Regions from separate parts of the Homo sapiens genome. Here region 2 is linked to region 1. The links are chromatin loops, found by intact Hi-C in ENCODE. Cell type or tissue: adrenal gland. All regions are shown on one strand. Each heading gives the region's core, and the rest is flanking DNA. Links, peaks and the distances in the headings are about the cores only. Region 1 overlaps ZNF462 (zinc finger protein 462). Region 2 overlaps ZNF462 (zinc finger protein 462).

The links. A loop is a pair of places that touch in the nucleus more often than their neighbours do. Peaks named below come from ENCODE experiments on the same cell type or tissue, not always from the same donor. Only the 100,000 strongest peaks of a DNase experiment are listed, where the experiment ranks them.
Region 2: a loop joins it to region 1, with 4 times the contacts of the local background. A loop is called at or near these places in 1 of 110 quality-filtered maps.

What each region holds. Positions count from the first base shown.
Region 1 is chr9:107,010,225-107,015,610 of GRCh38, forward strand. It overlaps ZNF462 (zinc finger protein 462), which reads left to right. Exons shown (of 13, transcript NM_021224.6): 13 at 599-3,410. The coding sequence ends at 806. The region is part of intron 4 of LOC340512 (a long non-coding RNA gene); the gene reads right to left. Among named protein-coding and RNA genes, the nearest start is that of ZNF462, 150 kb to the left of the region's middle. In adrenal gland, for the core only: no CTCF peak of the experiment used is centred there; no DNase peak of the experiment used is centred there.
Region 2 is chr9:106,960,133-106,965,518 of GRCh38, forward strand. All of the region lies in intron 7 of ZNF462 (zinc finger protein 462), which reads left to right. Among named protein-coding and RNA genes, the nearest start is that of ZNF462, 100 kb to the left of the region's middle. In adrenal gland, for the core only: no CTCF peak of the experiment used is centred there; no DNase peak of the experiment used is centred there; H3K27ac peaks cover 1,743 bases.

The DNA.
Region 1 (5,386 bases), core at 311-5,310:
AGGAGGAAACATGGCTTGTGTGGTGATAGGAAGCCTGAAGCTTGGTCCCTGAAGCCTCAAGGGTCTAGACCTCAGAGAATATAACCAAGCTTCCCGAGACATGGGTTCCATCTTCAGGTTTTTGTTTTTAGTTTGTTTTCGTGATTTGTTTCGGGACCTGACAAATAAATCTTTAGTACCTGAGTTACTCTTTTAGACTTCATAAATATAACCAATCTCCAAGCTTCTGGGTTCAGCCGATGACTCTGAGCATAAGACAATTCTTGCTGTTACCACTTATGACCCAGTAGAGAAAGTGACATAAAATGATTATGCTTATCTAGAAAGAAAACATGGGATAATCAATATATAGTATAATAATGGATACTTCTGTAAGTTCAAATCTTTAAGATACAGAAATATATGACTTAAGCAAAACATAGCAGGGATGCATCACTTGGTATTTTGTCATACACCCATGGCATTTGTTCAAAGGAAACCCCAAGGCTTTTTGAGGATCAGGAAAATAAAGACACTCGAGGGTTTTTATTATTTTTTTGTTTAAAAAGAGAAATATATATACTATACTCATCTGTCTCTTCGATAAATGTTTTTCCAGGGCATTGAATGACACCAAGCAGGTGAGCAGAGAAGAAATCCACCCAAAAGAGATCATGGAGAACAGTGTTAAAATGCCCTCCATAGAGGAAAAGGAAGATGACGAGGCCATTGGGATAGACTTTTCCCTAAAGAATGAAACAGTAGCCATCTGTGTAGTAACTGCCGACAAATCTCTCCTGGAGAATGCAGAGGCCAAAAAAGAATGAGCGTTTGGTGAAATTCTTAATCAAACCTTACTTGAACAGTGATGAAAAAGTGGGAGGGCTGGCTTGGGCTGAGAAGGGAGGGACAGAAAAGAGAAGACAGAACAAAGCTGCTTTTTAGGACTGAACAATCTATTTTCAAAGCACTGGTACCTGTGTGAGTGAGTATGTAAATTAAAGTTATTTAAATGGTTGGAATATGTGGCTCCTTTTCCATCACTACATCTTTTCTTCCGGATCTTCATCATGGAAGTTTCATTTGTTGCGGAATATGGAAGCACCTCCCAATGGTACGGTGCACCCTGTGGTGGTCTTGGACAGTATGTGGAAACAGAAGCTCCATGACGGTAGAAGACTTCTCATTGGGGAGCAACTTTTTGACGCACAACTTTTGGTGCGTTTTTCTAGTTTTAATACCTTAAGCTTTTTCAAGACCTAACTGCAGCCGCTTTGGGAAAAAAAAACAAAAAACAAAAAACAGAAAACAAAAAAAAAAAAACTGCTTTGCATAAAACAGTCACCTGTTTCCTAGTACCTCAAACTTAACCAAGGGAACTCTCTGCATTTGTCAGTACTACCTGTCGTCGTTGTGGTTAAATGTAGAGAGAACTGCTGGGCAAGATGGTGAATGGAGAAAAAAAAAGAGTTTTAAAGAAAGGAACACAAATTGTGCTTAAAATCCCCATGTGGGTTTTATTTCTTAAAATACTGTGATTTTTTTAATTATTTTAGTAAAAAACAAAACAAAAAAAAGAAACAGACTTTAATTATTAGATAACTGTTTGTGAATTGTCATCCTTTATTCCAGGTAAGCTGTTTATTAGTGTTCAACTATAATTTAGAATTTGGTAGATTCATGTGAGCTAATTTTAAGGTGATTGTGGAGTTTTGTTTGCCACATGTTTATTTTCTATCAATTTGAGTGTTACAAACACAGCACAATTCAGTTTTTCATATGAATTGTTTTTCGTGTGTGTGTTGTTATTGTTGTTTTAATTTCGGGGCAAGGGAGATTTAGTTTTTTGTGAATAGGAATGTTTTTATTTTAAACATGGAAATAACAAAGAAGTTAACTTTCTTTTTTTTTTTTTTTTTTTTTTTTAATTTAACTAAAGAACCAAACTTTCGGCACAGCTATGCAGCTTGTGGGCCAGACGAGGAGGTCCTCCTCACCCTTTTGTTGCCTGTCAAATTCACGCATTATCCGTCTCATAAATAATTTCTGTTAGGATTGGCTGGCTTTTGTGTGTGATTTTAAAATCTGTGTTTTGTTTCTGCTGGCATTGTGTTTTGTTGGGGGTTTTCATTTATTTAGGGGACGAGGGGATGTACTAGAATCCCATCCCTTTCGTGAGAGTGGACAAGAAATAACATATCCTACAAGGAGCCTGGAGAACTACTTTCTTTCTTTCTTTTTTTTTTTTTTTTTTTTTTTTTAAATCTAGCTGCCAGCTGCTCTGTCCCCCATATCAGCTTTTTCAGGAGGGAGCAGCTTAGACTAAATCTAAGCCTACATTTATAATATGTTCTGATTGTGAACAAAGGGTTTCGTTCCAAAAAATAGAAAAGAACTTTTCTTGAAGCCTAGGTTTTAGAAGCCCGTGTGTGTGTGTGCTTGGATGTGTGTGTGCGTGTATGAGTGTGTGTGTGCATGTGTGCACGTGTGAATCCTTTGGTTTTCATGTTTTTTTTTTTTTTTTTTTACTTGGAAGGGTTGTGGGAGGGTGGGAGGGAAGAAAGGGAAGGGGAATTGCTGAGATGACAGTGTCCCACACAGCTTCAAATAAAATCCATGGAAAGATGTTGCATTTGTGGAATAAGTGCTTACTTGAAAAGCATGTTCTTCTTTTATTTTCTTACTGTTAAGAATTTTTATTTGTAGGATGTTTGTTTTAATTTAATTTTTTTAAGGGATGGGGGCCATCATGTGGAAACCAGAAAATGGGGAAAGTGTGAACTATCCAGACAAAGATTCATTTTGTGTCTATATTTGTTTTTAATTGGCCTCATTTCAAATGTATTAAACAGTTCCATACCTGGATTGGGTGTTTGTAATGGTTACCAAAAAACAAACAAAAAAAGAAAGAAAAAGGAAAAAAAAAAAGAAAATAATTGTGACATGCTTTTATCACTACTTTATTTTTCAAATAACATGTAAATATTGTAATCCATTGGATTTTGTTTTGCTAACCTGTTAATAAAAATATGGGACCATTATCCTTTTAACAAGGCTAGAATGTCATTTTTTTCTTTTTCAAACATATACCTGATATTTTGTGGCCGCACATTTTGGATGCATTATTATAATTCTGTTGACTGTAATGACATAGAATTTACAACATTTTTTGTTGTTGTTTAATTTATACAGAGGACATTTTTTTCAGAGCTTGAGAGAAGAAAATAAATAGCAAAATGATAACCTATTGACTCCAGTAATCAGTGTTTCCCAATACTTCATAAGAGATAGGGAGACCCTGAGTCCTTGAAGCCAAGGGTTTAAAAACAAAACAAAAACAAAAAAAACCACAAGTAGGTTATTCAAGTTGTTTGCAACATACATTTTGTAATGAAATGTGAGAAATTAATAAAGAATTTTTTTCACATGTGTCTATGTGCATCTGTTGTAAATCATTTACAGATATGACTACAGATATGAAATCTAGAAATATTATAGCACTACCTTTCAATGCTTGTACACGAGATATTTTAAGTCATTGAATCTACACAGGTATGGAAAGCAAAGGTAAAGCTGAGGTGAGGTTGAGGTTGAGCTGGGATTTTCAAATGTTAATATTTCTGCATCAGGTATTCATCACCAACTGAGGGAGTTTTAGGGAAGGAATATTTTCCATCAAAAATGTGAATCAAAGTGATGTGTGAACTTCAGAAGGAGGAAGCACCCGTGATTAAACATCATCTGGGACCCTGAATCCACAAGCACAGTCATTTTAAGCTAACTGCCAAGTCACACCCACTGCACAGGATCTATTTCAATGTTGCCGTCCTTGCTTATGAAAGCCTGCGCCACAAACTATCTTACTGAACATCCTGCAGCCATAATTATCACCATTAACTTATTCTTTGAGCTACCCTGTTATAAATCAATGGAAAAATTAATAGTCCTGAAACCTAGAAGAAAAGTAAATTAAAACCAACAGCATTAATTATTAACTCAAAGCTGAGTTACACTATCTGCCTCTACCAGTGTTAGAAGTATGGTTCCTGAATCATTTGTTCAGTGTTCATTCTAAAAACTTGGTTCTAACCCTTCCTCCTCCCCATCCCTATCAATCAATAAGATCGCATTCTGAGTACATTTTATATTCGAATACTCAAGAGATACTCAACCTTTTCTAAGGACTGCAGGTTGAGAAGTTTATCCTGTATGTTTTCAGAAAGGAGAGAAAGTGACTTAATGGACTTCACTGCGATACAGCTGTTCTCTCATGGTCTCCATGAAATATTTTATGAACAGTGCTTTTACTGAGTTCATGTCTAATCCATATTCTCACTTTGTTTATGTAAAAGAAATGGAATTTATTGCTATATAAGTCATGGTAGGGGGTGCAACAAGGCAAATCCTGAAATCTCTGGCTTAACACCATAGAGATTTGATTCTTACACACATTCCCTGTGAATGTCTGTGAGGTGTCCTAGACCTGTTGACTCGGGAGTCTGGGTTGCTCCATCTGGTGATGCTGTCATCTCAACACATGAATCTCAAGGTCAACGCTGAGAGCTTGGAAGTGTTTCACCCACTCAAATGCCTGATCCAGGAAGTAGCACACATCACTTTCAGCCTCTTTTTATGGGCTGGATCTGGTCACATTGTTCCACCTGTCCACAAAGGGACTGGGAAGTGTGTGAGCTTCCAGTGTGCTTAGGAAGAGCACGTGACCAAGCAGCCTCCACCATAGTCAGGAACTGGTAGAGAAAGAAACTCTGTTCTTTAGAAGGTAAAGGATGCTGATCCCACCGCATTGCTCATGCACTTAACCAAGATTTCTGAGCAAATATTTGGTGCTAGCTATAGCAAGAAACAGGACAGACGTGAGATGTGTCTTCTGACAGCTCATGAATGGTGAGCATAGATATGCAACATTTGGAGACGTGCCTTCCACTGGAGATGCTTGGGGCTTGCTGGACCCATTAGCTTCCTGGTGTGAGGCTTTGACTGTACCTCTGCATTGATAGTGGCAACCCTTGGGAAACATGGTCTTGATAGTAAATGTGTTTTTTCTGTCCATCCAAAAGAACATATTTGACTTAGAGAGGCATAAAAGAAATTGGTTACTCACATACATTCGTTGAGTCTTTTAGTCCTAAGTTTAACAAAAATTACTATATGTTTTTTCCTTGCAACTATCCTTATTGATTCACTATTTGCCACCATTATGGCATAGCTCTCAGAGGAATAAGTTTAGCAAAACAAAACTATCTCTCACTTCCTTTCACTTGTACACTTGTGTATACACTCCACTCGTGCCAACAGGTGGAGCTTTAAGGATTGGAGAAGTCTTTACCTTCAGAATTTAAAAATTTATGTTTACAATTATTAATGTGATGATATTAGAGGAGACATC
Region 2 (5,386 bases), core at 99-5,098, 50 kb before region 1:
CAACCATAGCCTTTCTCACCTGATTTCCGTGTAGCATCACTTAGAGCTCTACGTGTATCTAAATATATATATGCTTATACCCAGATGTGCTCTTTCCTCTTGATTATCGAATCTTTTAAGAAATCTCCACAGTTGTTCCCTCCGGGCTCTCACAGCACTGTTCATAGCAAGCCATCAATTGTGACCAACTCCTTGAAGTCAGTAGGCATCTTCCCTCCAGTCAGGTCTTGAGGAGGAAGCACTGTGGCCTTGCCCACGGCCTGTGAGCTCTAAATACCATCTGAGGTTGCTCACAAGCTCTCTACGGTTGAGGCCAAGTCATTTATATAAAGAGGCTTTTGTGCTCAACACTTTTTGTTGGATTTTTTCAGTGTGGTAAAGACATCTATATGATCTAAACGAACAGCAGGAAACCTTACTTCCTCATCACACAATTCAAAAGAGTCACAGGTGAATTATGCATTCGGTATTGTGAGAGCTTCTCAATTAACAATGGCAGATGCCACCCAGAGTTTCCTCCAAAAAACATTAGAAAAAGGATCCTTCACCACACATTCATTTCCCTACAAGTTTCCTGCCTGTTTCAAGGAGGGTTTTTAAGAACACACACTTTGAATTACAAATATCATTTAATGAAGAAGGAATAGCTACAGTGGCAGAAAAAACAAACACACACATTTTTGGGACTGGGCATTCAGGATCCCCAAGTTATGCTTCTGTTTCTTCATTGGTTACCTGGGCAACATAAACCCATATCTGCTTTTCTGAGCCACTACAAGTCTTTAGGCAAAATGGATAGTCTGTATGCTACATATCTGGGATGAGTGCATTTCTAATGGAGGAAAATAGGTAAAACAGTGTATACAGTGAAAATATAGTTCTAAACACCTGAAGGTAATCCATGAATACCTTCTCACAGATTGCAAAGGGCTCTATTTGTATGGTCTCAGGTGTTGATTGTTTATCAAAAAGCTATGATGTATTTAAATACATGGTACCCATTACACCTGAGCATCTCACAAACATCGATGCCTACTGATGGGTGAAAAAAATGAGGGATAGAGAGCTGCATACTGAATAATCTCAAGTGGCTTCCAGATGTGCTGATAGCATGTGTTTTGAGTTTTGGCTTATAGCTGATTTAGGGGCAAGACTAGAAATTAATGCCTTTGGTTTCTTGAGACAGCCATGGATTCTGAATTACATTGCATTCAAGTTCTTAAATGTTCAGAAGCCATTGTCCGTGTAATTAAAAAAGACCCAGGCTTATTTCAGCAAACATGGTTCAGTGTTTCAGTGGGAAGACTCTTAAACCTCAGTATCCAAAGAGAGAGTAGCATTTGGTCAGTTGCATTTTCTTTTTAAATCTGGGTTTTCCAGAACAGTATTTTCAGTTTGTACTCTTTTTTTTTTTGGATGTTTGTAGCATGTTTGTTGAGCACTTGCTTTAGGCCAGCCACTGGACTAAGTTCTGGGGTACATCGACTTAAAACAATTATAGATAGATGGATGGATGCACACATGGATACATGAATGGATAGATGGATGGATGGCCTAATTTCAAAGAGATCATAGTCTGGTAGGGGTAAAATAAATTAACCTTAATACAGCATGATATGTAGTAGTAGGGGAGTCTAAGGGGGGAATTTAATATGTGTATCTAGAAGGGTCAAGGAAAATCTTCGTGGTGATGGCAGATTTGGACTGAGTTCAGTTTTGAAAGATGAGTAAGAGTTTGTCAGACTGAAAAGTATAAGAAGGATATTGCAAGAATATACAACAATGCAGGGGGAAAAGGCATAAAAAGTGAATATTAGAAGCCTTGTATGTGACTGGCATTAAGCACAGCATGGAAACAGTGTGGGCAAGGGAGTGAGGATCGGCCTGGAAAGATGAAGGAGAGTGTGAGCCCCATGGTTCAGAGTTTGGGCTTTTTTCTGTAAGAAAGTGAGTGTCATGATCACATTTGCATTTTAGAAAAGAAAGGAATCATAGGGGGAGAAGAAACTGGAAAATGGAATGCCAGTTAGGAACATGTTGCAGTAGAAGTTCACACAGCAACCACGAGGGCCTGAACAAAAGCCATGGCAGTGGGCTAGTGAGTGGATCACAGAGATAGAGTTTCTCAGGAGGCTGAACCAACAGAGCTTTTGACTCATTGAATGTGTGGAATGAAAGAGAGAAATGAATCAAGGATTTATTCTGATTTCATTGACTGGGTGAATGAATGGTGATGTCATTGACAAAAAATATAGAAAGACAAATGAATATGTTCCCAAGTATACGATCTAGTGAATTGAAAAGTCCAGGAATCCTCCTTGGCCTCAGGTCAGACCTGCCTGGATTCCTCAAAAATATAAAGAAAAAACATGAGGCTTCACACAAAATAAGGTCTTTGAGAAACCTTTTCAGTGAATGTAAGTATGATGGGAAACTAGATCTCAAAAAAGAGAAAGCTTGCCCATTTTTTGCCATGTTTGTATCATTTTGCAGGCTAATATTTTGTTTTGTTTTGTTTTCTCAATCTATTCCCTGATCATATTTCAAGGTTTTGTTTTTACTCATCAGAATGACAGGAAGTTTTCAGTGTGTGTTTCCTTCAAGTTTGGCCTCAACCTTATTTTCAGGATTAGGCGTTTGTTTTTCCGTTTGCCTCCATGACAACGGAGTCCAGAATTCCTATATATAGTCATCCAGCATCCATTGTCCCCCTGGCCATTGTATCATAATCTTGTGCGTCCAGGCCAGAGAGCTCCACTGATGACAGTAGACAAGGAGGTGCCAGAGTCCTTGGCCTGGAGATTTTCAAGGCATAATCAAAAGAAGGAAATAAAATAATGTGACTGCCTTTAGAGGCGTATGTTCCCCCTTAGACACTATGGAATGGAAATGGTTTGTATTCTAAAGCTTAGTTTCGAATATAATTTTCTTTTGGAATAGCCCATAGATAAAGAACATTTTTGAGGCTCTTCAGAGGAAATACTTGGAAAGTTGCATTGGTGATTTGTGGTTTTTATTGTTTCTCTGGATACCAAATTCTGCTCAGTGTTAACAGCACTTGAGAAACAGGTATTTTGAGAATGGGAATTAAATCAAGGTACAAAGGAATTCGGATAGAACCGAGAACAATTTTTTAAATCAGCAGACTTCTTGAGTCTGAGAATCATCTTGATAGCTCTGTGTTACACACTGTTTTAATAACTTAAAACAATATATATGTATCTGGACTTAACAAAGTTGTCCACAAGTTTAATCCAGGAAACATTTTCTTAAGTACCTTTCCAGGCACTTCTAAGCAATTGAGATACATCAGCGAAAAAGACAGCATGAACCCTTGCTCCTGTGGAGCTGACATTACCTGCTTGGTTGTCATTTCAGATTGACAGGAACAATGCCTTGTGTGCCTGTATAGCACGGCTGTCCACAAATTCAATCTAATGGATATTTTCTTAAGTACCATCATTAAGTATTTATGGTGATAATTAAAGTTTATGAAGTTTGTAAGGAACCTAACAGATGATCTTGTCTAAAGGCACCTAAAAAAATTACTGCAGTAAAAACCATATAACATGGGAATTTACCCTCTTAACAAATTTCTAAGTATATAGGATAGTATTGTTAACTGTATACACATTGTTATACAGCAGATCTCTAGAACTCTTTCATCTTACACGACTGAAACTCTATATCCATAGAACAACAACTCTCCACTTCCTTCTACCCACAGCCCCTGGCAACCACCATTCTACTGTCTGTCTGTATGGGTTTGACTGCTCTAGGTGCCTCATGGAAGTGGCATCGTGCAGTATTTGTCCCTCTGTGACTGGCTTTAGCATATAACAAGATTTCCTTCTTTTTTAAGGCTAAATAATATTCGTGTGTGTGTGTGTGTGTGTGTGTGTGTGTGTGTTATACACCACATTTTCTCTCATTCACATGTTGATGAACACTTAGGTTGCTTCTACCTCCTGGCTATTGTAACTAATGCTGTAGTGAACATGGGAGTACATATCTCTTCAAGATCTTAATTTCAGTTCTTTTGGATAAATATCCAGTAGTGGGATTGCTTGATCATACGATAGTTCTGTTTTTAATTTTTTGAGGAAATTCTATGCTATTTTCCGTGAGACTGTACCATTTTGCATTCCAAACAGCAGCACACAAGGGTTCCAGTTTCTCCACAGCCTTGCCAGCACTTACTTTCTTTTTTTGATAATCACCATCCTAACTAGGGAATCCTTTTCAAAATGCCTTAAGCATTTTAATTTCATTTAAAATGTAAATACATGTATTCACCAGTATTGTGATACAGGGTAAAGCCTATGTATTTGAATCTCGTTCCTTTGATTGAAGTTCCCTGTTTTCTCCCTTGTGTAAACCACACTCACCTACACTGCGTTGTGTGTTACTTCCAGTTTCCATTTCTTTGAAGTGGAATGAGAACTTAGACATTTGTGAAACAGTCTTAGAGCAGAGTCCTTCTAGATTTTTATGTTCTCAATCTTTTATAGTTGGTCTTGCCAAAATGTAACTTAACAGTAATTTTTTTTTAGCAACTTGACTTTATCAAGTCTTTTCAAAGCATTCAACATAGCTTTCATAGAAATAACACTTTTATACCTATATTTTATCTTATAGAATATTAATTAAATTGAATGAGCTCAGTAGCAAATATAACTGGTACAAAAAAGTTTTAGGAGCAAATGAAACTGATGATTCTTGTTAGCATTAGGTCCAGTGCTAGAAGCAGAAATGGATGGACCTGCTAAAGGATGGTGTACAGCATCAGCCTAGATACCACTGTTGCCATGGTTCTTCTTTGGTTAGAATGTTTTAAGGTCAGAGACATTGATCTAGCCAAGTTTGCTTAAGGAGGACTTGTAAATGTAATATGAGGTATAATGAGATCAGGGCAAGAATCACAATGTGTATGTATTGGCAAAGCATAGAGGAAAGCAAAGAGTTCTGTTCGGATTGCTGGGAAAAATCTTCACAGAGGGTGTGACATTTCAGCTGAGTTTTGAAGGATGGGTAAGAATTTGCCAGGGAAAAAGAAGAGAAAGCACACTGGTGGCGTTGATTAAGGATCCCCAAGGATGCAATACGTAGAATTTGCAAGAAATTGGAAGCTAGCTGGAAGTGAGGCTGGAGACATGGGCTGAGACGAGACTGAAGAGCTTTACTCTTGAGCAATAGGGCACACTCATATCATAATCATATATGAGTAATGATATGTATGCTGGCTGAACTGGAATTGATCTTAGAAGAAGAAACACCAGGTAGGAGACTTCAAGAGTTGCCCATATGTAATAGGAGGACCTCAATGAACAAGGGGTAGGGAAGGCAGGACTGAGGAGGAAAATGAATGGAGGCAGGTCATGAGGCA